Linked DNA regions of Homo sapiens: region 1 is linked to region 2. A link is an interaction called in ENCODE POLR2A ChIA-PET data of the cell type or tissue named here. Cell type or tissue: A673. All regions are shown on one strand. Links, peaks and the distances in the headings refer to the core of each region. The heading gives the core; the rest is flanking DNA. Region 1 holds the start of TRN-GTT5-1 (tRNA-Asn (anticodon GTT) 5-1). Region 2 has its middle 8.0 kb from the start of NBPF1.

What was found. Peaks named below come from ENCODE experiments on the same cell type or tissue, not always from the same donor. Only the 100,000 strongest peaks of a DNase experiment are listed, where the experiment ranks them.
Region 1: POLR2A ChIA-PET joins it to region 2 with 6 read pairs; 10 of 35 experiments call an interaction of 5 or more read pairs at or near these places.

The regions. Positions count from the first base shown.
Region 1 is chr1:16,518,544-16,523,913 of GRCh38, forward strand. It overlaps TRN-GTT5-1 (tRNA-Asn (anticodon GTT) 5-1), which reads right to left and starts at 2,115; the gene lies at 2,042-2,115. In A673, for the core only: no CTCF peak of the experiment used is centred there; no DNase peak of the experiment used is centred there.
Region 2 is chr1:16,618,886-16,624,255 of GRCh38, forward strand. It overlaps the pseudogene CROCCP2. Among named protein-coding and RNA genes, the nearest start is that of NBPF1, 8.0 kb to the left of the region's middle. RefSeq lists enhancers at 1-336, 337-1,004, 1,005-1,673, 4,946-5,370. In A673, for the core only: a CTCF peak has its summit at 2,345 (motif pointing left); a DNase peak (open chromatin) is centred at 2,296; H3K27ac peaks cover 811 bases.

The DNA.
Region 1 (5,370 bases), core at 215-5,214, 100 kb before region 2:
CAGAAGTTGAGCAGCCAAAACAAAAAGTAAGATTTAAAAAAGCAAGCAAGGCTGGGCACGGTGGCTCATGCCTGTAATCCCAGCACTTTGGGAGGCCAAGGCAGGCAGATCACCTGAGGTCAGGAGTTTGAGACCAGCCTGGCCAACATGGCGAAACCCCATCTCTACTAAAAATACAAAAAATTAGCTGGGCGTGGTGGTGCACTCCTGTACTCCCAGCTACTTGGGAGGCTGAGACAGGAGCATCGCTTGAACCCGGGAGGCAGAGGTTGCAGTGAGCCGAGATTGCACCACTACACTCCAGACTGTGCAACAGAGCGAGACTCTGTCTCAAAAAAAAAAAAAAAAAAGAAAAGCAAGCCAGGACCCCATGGCCGGTGAGATCCAAACCAGTAAAGGGGCAGCTCCTCAGAGATAGGCATGTGCATTAGAGAAAAAAAGTATCCTTAACATGACTCCATATGATAATCAGCTCATTAAAACTCATGCATATGGACTGCACATCATGCATGTACTTAAAATTATGGGATGGAGGCAATGTGCAAGCACACAAGGGCCAAAGTAACTAAGCAACCCACCTATCAATCAAAAGGCAAACACTGGCTAACGATTAGGCATCCTTGGGAAGAGAAGAGAAAGAAACACACATAAAAAGACCCAACGTACACCAAACTAATACTGATCTCACATCCCAGAGATCAGCCCACTCTCCCCACTCTGAGACTGTTACTGTGCTTAATAAATTTTGCTTTGCTTTGCTGCTTTGTGTGTGTCATGTACAGTTCTTTGTTTGGGACACCAAGAGCCTGGAAATGCACGGCACCATCTGGCAAGAATTAGGATTTTTTTTCCTAAGGGTTAACAATCCAAGCCTTTGGAGAGACTTGCTTCACTGCTGTTATCAACCAACAGCCTGATGCTTTCCCTCCCTTTTGTGGTTTTGACAAAACAAGCAAGCAGCATTCCCTCCTGATAAGAGACCACCGACCTAGGAATCATTCTGGCCAGACTACAGAGGATGTACAGTGAGGGTTTTCATGTCCATTGCCTCAGATTTTGACGTCAGAGGGCCACAAACTCCACTCTCAGATGATTGCTAACGCCACCATTTTATGAACATGAGCCCCATGGAGAGGCACGCAGCTCAACTGCACATCTGCACATTTTTCCTCTTATAAACATTCATATTGGAATATTATTTGGTACTGCTCCCGTGAAAGATACATTTGCAGAATGGACTCAGATTAGAAGCATTATACAAGCACTATAATGTAGCAATGGCACATCCAGCTCTCTACACTATAGAAATGTCTGCAGGGTAAACATTTCCACAATGACCAAAGATATCTGTACAGGACTGGTGACTGCAGCATTCTTTGTAATCCTAAAACTATGAAACTAAAGTCATCTCAAAAACATTTTGTTTTTTTGAGATGGAGTCTCGCTCTGATACCCAGGCAGTGCAGCGGTGTGATCTCAGCTCACTGCAGCCTCCACCTCCCAAGTTCAAACGATTTTCCTGCCTCAGCCTCCCGAGTAGCTGGGATTACAGGTGCATGCCACCATACCTGGCTAACAAAAACATTTTGAAAAGGGTTAAATAAATCATGCATAAACTGAGGAAAAATACTATTTTCAAAAATGATGGAGAGAATCACTTTCATGATGAATGATTCCACTGGTCACATTATTGATAGAGCAATCAGGAAACCCAGGCACATCCTGGAGGTAATACTGGACTCCTATTACTAAAATATGAAAAAATGGAGACACGTAAATACTCGTTTAAGCGTATAACGGACTGAATTAGAATTTTATCACATCAGAAGTGGGTTCCTAGGTCTCTGTTTCAGGATTCCTTAGTGACACAGGTGTAAACCCGGCATTTCAGGAGATAGCCGGCTAAGAATCTGGTCGGGGAGGTGGGCGGCCCTTGACATGGATCTGTCATAAATTAGTGGCTTGAGACTTTGGGAAGATAAAATCTTCCCCATTTATCTAGTGATTGACATTGCGTGAATGCTTCAAAAGTTCCAATAAGCGTCCCTGGGTGGGCTCGAACCACCAACCTTTCAGTTAACAGCCGAACGCGCTAACCGATTGCGCCACAGAGACAAGCGCTTCCAACTCTACTGGGCATCTAGGAAGGGCGCACTCACTGAACTTCCTCCGTTCCGTCTATTCTCAGGGCCCACCGGGCAGGACCACTGAGCAAGGCCTTGGAAAACCAGAGAGATTAGAGCGGTGAGTCGCGCCGGTCACGTTGGACGCCTGCGTGTTAGGAGATTCTGGAGCCAGAAGAACAGCAGAATTGCCTTCGCCCGCCCTGCCCCTCGCCTGCTGCAGAAGCTTCCAGAAACTCCCTGGTGGGCGACCCAGCCCGAGCTGCCTGGGGCCCCAAGGGAAGCTGAACGCCCTGTGGGCTCCTGGGATGGTTCTTCCCGTTCTTTGCGCCGCCTTCACCCATTGAAGGAGCCTGTGCCCACCCTGCCCAGTCGCTTTCCGGGCCGCTGAGGAGCTTCCGCTGCCATCTTCGGATCCTGTGTTCCGCACGGGGGCTCCACCAGGGCAGGGATGGTGGTGAGGGTCGCTCGTGGGTCCCCTCGCGGGGAGCAGGGTCTGGTACTCACCAGGGCGCACGACTAGGACTTGTGGAATGAATTCATCGTCGCCTTTAGCTTTTAGTCCTTTGAAGAGCCCTGAGAGTGGAAATCAAGAGATTTTTTCCACGGGGAAGTTCTTTTTACAAAGCGTTGATTTCTCGGCACCCGGCAGGGAGGGCAACTGGCAGGGTCTCTGGCGCACCTTCTGCGCGGTGGAGCCACGGGGGCTCAGCTGGGCGGTGGTGCGGCCGTGGGGTGGTAGGTCAAGAGCTGGGAAAGGAAAAAGCAAAAGCTGGGAAAGAAGCCGGGGAGCGGTGGACCAGACATCCAGACCTCCTGAAAGGCTCATGAAGGGGCACAGGCAGGATCTTCTGGAAGTGAGAATTGTTTTGTTTGTTTGTTTGTTTATTGTAGTAGAATGGGGAAATGGAGAGAGAACCTGAAAGAGCCCCAAACTCGAGGACCTATTGCTCCCCAAGAATAACATCTTCCAGAAGAACTAGACAGAAAACTAGGCGTCTGGGAACTCTGAAATCCTTGGAGGAGTAGCATCATCATGACCCTCTGTGTTCCTTTTGGCAAAGGACTTGCTCCCATTGTTTGCTTGTTCAATTGTCTGTCCGTTAAATAAATAAAACCCTTTTCCTATATCTTTAAAATTACGTTGGTTTTATCATTTTATGATTACAAGTAATGCTGCAGTCATCATTCTTGTACACTCTCATTGGCCACTGGTGTATTTCTATAGGGTGGAGGCCTGGAGAGTAGTTGTTCCAGCATAGTGTTTACATAGCTTTTATTTCATTCCGTTTTCTTTCCTTTGTTGCTTTATTAGCTATAACCGTTTTCTTATTTCAGAGGCTGCTTTAGGGTTTCCGGAATACATCTTTAATTTATCATAGTCTGCTTTCTAGTGTCATTATGCCTCCCTTTCTGGCCTTTATCCTAGTGTTATGTATCTTTACTTTATGCACTATAACCTTTGTGATTCATTATTATTACTTTTATTTGTTACGTCAAATATTTTTTGAAAGATTTAAATTATAAGAAAACGTGTAGTACATGCTTTCTAAATGCCATTTCCAATATTCGTTTCTTTGTGTAGGACCACATTTTTATCTGGTATCCTTTTGCTTCTGCCTGGAGGACGCAAGATTTCTTGTAGCGTGGGTTGGTGAATTCTTTTAGCTTCCGTATGTTTTTCAATGTTCTTATTTCACTCACAGTTTTGAAATTTTATTTTTGCATAGAATTCTAGGTTAACTTTTTTTCTCTAGGTACTTTAAAAATGTTGCCATTTATGAAGCATTGTCATTTAAAATATCATCTTTCTTTCCTATGTTTGTAAATATGGCGTAAAGCCGGTTTCTTGTGCTGGTTATACAATTTTCAGAATGTGTATTTAAATTTAAAATATTAAATTGTACTAAAAAACTAAAAATATTAATCATGAATGTCCTAGATTCATCTTAAGTTCCAACAGTGCACTTAAAATGTGCCCAACCTGAGGGTCAAACCTACCTGCTGATGTGGAATTTGTGTTTGTGAGACATTCTCAACAGCATTTGCTTTCCCCAGCCTAGTGATTTTCCTCACATCTGAATGTCTTCATTGCAAAAGGAAACGTTTTTCTTTGCAAAAATACTTTAAAATATTCTTACTTCAAGTAGGTGTACTAAAAACAAATTTCTCAGTTGCATCCCTGAAATCCATCGAAAGCCCGGGAGAGACAATCAAGTGCTTCAGGACCAAGAGTGAAACAGGAGAGGACAAAGCAGGGCTTCTTCACTAGGAGTCAAGCCAAAGTCAACTGATTTGGTCTCCAATGGAGAACGGAACTCGGTTCACCAGCAACGTGAGGACGTGGCCCAGAGGAGACGGAGTTTCCCTTCATGGTGCCTTCAGATAGGAAATCTAGGATTTTCTTTCTTTCCCTTTGATCTACTTCCAACTCTCCCTTTCTGTTTCTTCAAGATCTTTTTCGGATCCCTGGGTGCGAAGGACATAAGGGGCCAGTGGCCTTCCCTACTGGTCCCTCCTTGACTGGGTGTCTTTGGAGCCCAAGCTCACCCGGAACATTACTGCCCGCTGCAGACAGTGAGAGGACAAAGGAGGGCGGTGGGTGCAGTGGGAACCACAGAGTCACCGTGCACCTGCGCCCGTGGGCTCCTAGCAAATTGAATAAATGCCCCCTGAAGCTTCTCTGCAGGTCAGAGGGAAGGGGAGGGTGGCTGCCGACCTGGCGGGAGAAGCTTCAAGAAACATCGGGAGGACTTGGCCCTGCCCCTGGGCCTTGAAGACAGGCCTGGCCAGGCTGATTTTGATGGGTAGGCCCAAAGAAAAGGTTCGAGGGCAGCCCAAACCCCGACCCTGAGATTAAGGCTCTTAAGTGTCTGACAGTTTTGAGAATCGTCAGTAGAATCGATCCTGCCTGTATCAGGAGACTTCTTTGCCAAAATTCAGAGACCAAGAAAGAGAAAGATTGGGCAGATCAAAATCTGTCATTAACCAAACAGGAAACATAAGTTTTCTGACAAATTGAATGTGTGCTGTGAGAAAAAGACTAGCCTCAAGGAGAACCTGGTTTTTTGGCTTGAGTGTAGGGAAGAATGGAGTTGCCACCAACAATGGTGCGTTGAAACGGCAGGTGCATCAGGCTGTAGATGTGAAGGAATTAAAAATATTTTACCCCAAACTACATTTCTTTGACATATTTTGAGATGTCTGTTCAGAAAGCCAGCTGCAGAAGTAGCCCTGCAAAGTTGTC
Region 2 (5,370 bases), core at 92-5,091:
GATGGGATGCTGGAAACCGCGGGATAGCTCGGTGGAGAGAGGGCGCTCCTGCTCCGCAAGCCTCCCTACGACGGCAGGCCTACCCGGTCCTGCTCCTGCCGGCTCTGGGCATCTGGTTTCTGCCGCTCCATCTCCAGGGAGATGGTGGCCAGGCTGTGCCGTGTACCCATCAACTTCTCTGACAGCGCCATCTTCTCAGACTCCTTCAGAGACAAGGCCTGGGCAGAGGCAGGGGACAAAGGGCTTGGGGGATGGGCTGGTCCTGGGGGCATGCTCAGGCTTCTTGCTGCCTAGGAAATGTGCCCACTGGGGGCTTAGAGGCCTGAGTGTGCCACTGCAGGTGGACCCAGGGCAGACATGCAGCCCTGGAAAAGGGCACAACGGCAGTCACAAGAATCCCGGACGTGGATACCACTCATAGAGCTCACTAACCCGCCACAGCACCCTGACTGCAGAGTCTTTCTTTCTACCCATCTTACAGATGAGGAAACTGAGGCTCAAGGAGGTAAAGTGACTCGCCCAGGTACACAGCTGGTGAGGAGAGGAGATGGGCACAGTCTGCCCTGTCTCCGTTACATTATAGGAAAGTTAGGGATTTGTTATTTGGGGGGACACGTCAGCTGATGCCTGTGGGCATCGTGGGGACTGCTCAGAAGGCAGCCATGAGGATCCATGCCCAGCGTGGGGTGGGACGAGGCATGGGAGAATATGGAACAGCTTTCCTGGTGTCACGACTGTCACTGTCACTCAGTAAGTGCTCACTGTGTGCCAGGCATGGAGCACAGCAAAGCCTCACGAACCCCCTTCTAATCCTCCCCTCCTGCAGGTAAGGAAACTGAGGCCCCCAAGAGGGCAGTGGCCTGCCCCAGGGCTCCTAGCTGCCAAGTGGCAGAGCAGGGCCCGGCCCCAGAACTGGAGCAGCTCAGAGAGCAGCAGAGGCCACGCCAGGGCTCACGAACCTGCTGCTTCTCGCTCTCGGCCAGGAGGAGGCCCTCGTCATGCTCCTGCTGCAGGGCAGCAATCTCCTCACTCAGCTGTTCCTTCTCAGCCTTCCGCCGGGCCAGCAGCTCCTCCTGCTCACGCTGCAGCTGACTCTGCAGCTGGGCCCGCTCGGCCTCCAGCTCCCGCCATGCTGCCTCCTAGGGGGCCAGGACTGGACGCGTGTGACACACCAGGAGGGGCCCAGGCAGACCCCCCAAAACATCAGGGCAGCAAGAGCCATCTGGCCCCCATACCCTCAGAGATGGAGGGTGACCAGGTAAATACAAGGGACTGATAAGGGCTATGACGGGGACACGCCAGGGCCGTGAAAGTGCCAAGGAGCAGCAGTGGGCTGGCCTGGGGGTCCGAACATGATCCCCTGCGGAGAGACAAGTAACTGTCAGCCAGGTAAGGAGAGAAAAGACCACCCCAGGCCAAGAGCACAGCCCCTGGAAAGGACTACAGGATGCAGGGTGCAGAGGGAAACAGGGCACGGTGAGTCACAGGGCCAGAGCCCCAGGCAGTGGCTGGGCCAGGACAGGCCGTGTGGGCCATGGGGATTCTAAGGACAGTGAGGGGAGTGGGAGAGAGGACTCGAGCCAAGGTGACAAGGAGCAATCTGATTTTTAGCTTAGGGGATGTTCCGACAGCTGTGGAAGAGGGATTGGGGTTGGGATGGAGGAGAGTTAGGACTGGCTGTGAGGAATGAAGGGGGTCAGGGGTTGCCAGAGGAGCTGGAGAGAAGAACACAGATTTGGGGACATTAATGAGGCCAAGCCAGGCAATGCAAAGGGCAAGAAGAGCAAGGGGGAGGTCACAGTTCAGATCCCTGGGGACTGGACAGGCGGGCAGGCAGAGCCCACAGGCAAATAGCAGCCCACCCGGGGAGCCCGAGGGCAGGTGCCTGCCTCAGCAGTTGTCCCTAGCAACTCTGTGAGAAGCAGACAGAGCTGCCACTTCTTTTTTTTTTTTTTTTTTAGACAGAGTCTCGCTCTGTCACCCAGGCTGGAGTGCAGTGGCGTGATTTTGGCTCACTGCAACCTCTGCCTCCCAGGTTGAAGCGATTCTTCTGCCTTACCCTCCCAAGTATCTGGGACTACAGGCGCGTGCCACCATGCCCAGCTAATTTTTTGTGATTTTAGGAGAGATAGGGTTTCACTGTGTTAGCTAGGATGGTCTCGATCTCCTGACCTCGTGATCCGCCCACCTCAGCCTCCCAAAGTGCTGGGATTACAGGCATGAGTCAGCACGCCCGGCCAAGCCACCCCTTCTTTAAGAGCTTCACCATAGCTCATGCCTGGAATCCCAGCACTTTCGGAAAGAGCTTTACCGCCCCCTGATGGAGAAGCGTGATAACCACCACCCAAGGCCATGGGGACTGCAGGGTGAGTGGCATGCCCTGGAGCCATGTAGTCATAGCCTGCACCTCTGTCAGAGGAAGCCCTGTCTAGGATTTGGTGGCTGAGGGCCCCTGTTCTGAGGGCCACTCTGGAGAGCATGCCAGTGCCAGCAATCATAACTCATGGAGCATTTGCTAAGTACCAGTCACTATGTTAAGCCCTCTATGCAGATGGTCTCAGCTCATCCTCAATACCTTCCACTATCCTATCCCTATTTCTACAGGTGGGGAAATGAAGGCACAGACACCTTGGGTAGCATCACCAGTAAGCGACCAAGATTAGATTCAAACCCAGGCAATATAACCCCAGAGTCAGTGTTCTAGTAACTTCCCTGGCCCCTTGCCTTTCTACATGCTCAGGTCTGCGTGGCCCTTCATATGGAAACTTCTTAGCAAATGAAAGTGCTTTCCTGCTGTGCATTAGGTCAACATTTCCCAAATGTGGTTGTGGACCCTCTGCATCAGGATTACCAGGGCTGGACCAGATTTGGGACCTGGGTATCTGAATGTCTAATAAGGACCACAACCTCCCCACCACCCCTCCAGTCCTCCCAGCTGTCCCCAGGGCCTCCACAACAGAGAGGGAGTCCCATTTCACAGATGTACAGACCGAGGCAGAGCAAGAACGATGATGAAACACTGGCTCAGACTTCTGCCCACCCCTCCCCAGCTGCCTGAACCTTTTCACGCTGGAGTCACTGTAAGTCCTCCTCCTGGGCTGCCCACTGCTCCCGCAGAGAGGCCTGGGCCTCCCGCTCAGCCTGCACCAGCTTCTGGGCCATCAGCTCCTTGTCTAGACTGGCTTTCTCCTGCGTAGCTATTATTTGCTGCCGCAGGCCCGCCAACTCCCCTGCACGAGAGGAATGGGGGAAAGGGCAGGGTTGGGTTGAAATTTTTCCTTGGGCCAGCAGACTTAGGCCAGTTGAGCCATATGGGCAAAATCCCAGAGGCAGAGGGCCTGCCTGGCATCCAGTTTGGGTCCTCTTGAAGAAGTGGCTTGTCCTCTCTGGGCCTCAGTTTCCCTATCTGCTACATGGGCCCACTGGCCCTGACCCCTTTCCTGCCTACCTAGAATGGCATTAAAGGCATAAAATGACTGATGAGAAGGCCTCCCAAATGGGACGGATGTCAAACATATAACAACCCTAGGCCAGGTGCCATGGCTCACTCCTGTAATCCCAGCACTTTGGGAAGCTGGGGCAGGTGGATCACCTTAGGTAAGGAGTTCAAGACCAGCCTGGCCAACACGGTGAAACCCTGTCTCTACTAAAAATACAACAATTAGCTGGGCATGGTGGCGGACGTATGTAGTCCTAGCTACTTGGGAGGCTGAGGCAGGAGAATCGCTTGAACCCAAGAGGCAGAAGTTGCAGTGAGCTCAGATCGCACCACTGCACTCCAACCTGGGCGACAAGAGTGAGACTCTGTCTCAAAAAATCAAACAGGCTGGGCGCGGTGGCTCATGCCTGTAATCCCAGCACTTTGGGAGGCCGAAGTGGGCAGATCACCTGAGGTCGAGAGTTCGAGACCAGCTTGACCAACATGGTGAAACCCCGTCTCTACTAAAAATACAAAATTAGCCAGGCATGGTGGCGCGTGCCTGTAATCCCAGCTACTTGGAAGGCTGAGGCAGGAGAATCGCTTGAACCTGGGAGGCGGAGGTTGAGGTGAGCCAAAATCGCGCCATTGCACTCCAGCCTGGGCAACAAGAGTGAAACTCCATCTCAAAACAAACAAACAAAAACAAACAAACAAACAAAAACCCTATTACTGACTCAGCACTTACTATGCGTCAAGCACCCAGCTAAGTATTTTAGACATAACCTCATTTTGTCTTCATAACATGCCTATGTAGTTTATCCTCATCCCCGTTTAACAGATGATGAAATGGAGGATCAGAGGAGATCAGCAGCAACTTCCCACAGCTGCACAGCTACACATAAAGCATCTCCTTTAATGACTGACATGAACATACCTGTCAAGCATTAACTATCAGCATTAATGGAAACGACTACAGGGAATGGAAATGGTATAGCCATCATCTAAAAACCATCTCCCGGGTTGGAAACCCACCAGCATTTCCCTTCCTGGTTCTGTCTGGCTCAGGTGTACATGGACAGGAAAATTAATTTCCATGACCCAAGTAGGTGCTTAGTTAATGTTAGATGAGCAGAAAGAAGCCCTGAGTTCAGAGATTCGATGGGGAACGGTGCAGGGAAGTGGGGCTCGGATTCTGGGGCCAAGAGAGTCATCTGAAAACCACAGAGAACTCAGACTAACAGGCCTGATGACCGATGAACAGCAGTTACTGTTGACTCAGCCAGGCACCGTGCCACGGCCTTACACGCTTTTCCCATGTCATCCTGGCAACAGGCTTAGAAGGTGGGCATTGCCACCTCCAATCATCAGCTGAGGAATCTGCAGCCCAGAGAGGAAAGGGGCTTGCTCAAGGGAAGGTGAGATCTAAGTGGTGGCACAGGACTGGAACCCAGGCCAGCCAGACTCCTACTCCAGTGCTCCCAACTTCTGTGAGACTACAGACATTGGGAGGTTGCAGTCTGGGCTGGAACCTGGTGTTCCCCCCAAGTCCCCAGCCACTCGTACCAGTCAGGGTCTCCTTGGCCAGCAGCAGGGCCTGCCCCTCGGCTTCCAGCTGCTCCCGGCGGGCCTCAAGCTGGGCCAGCTGCCATTGCACCTCAAACAGGCTGCCCTCCAGGGCTTCCTTCTCCAAGCTGCAGCACATACAGTGCGTGAGGCCCTGGGACTCAGCCTCCCTGGCCCCAGGAAACTGTGGATCTCAGGGAGTGGCCAGGCATGGGCCAAGTGCCAATCTACCTGCCTGGCCAGGCCCACACTCCCTGGGGAAGCCTGAGCCCACAGCTAGGACGAGTTGGCAAGCCAGACTCCTTAGTAACTGCCCCTGGGGGCCCGTGCCTGGGTGAGGCTGTTCATGGCGTGGCCCCAGGAGGACCGCCCAGGGCGGGTTGGGC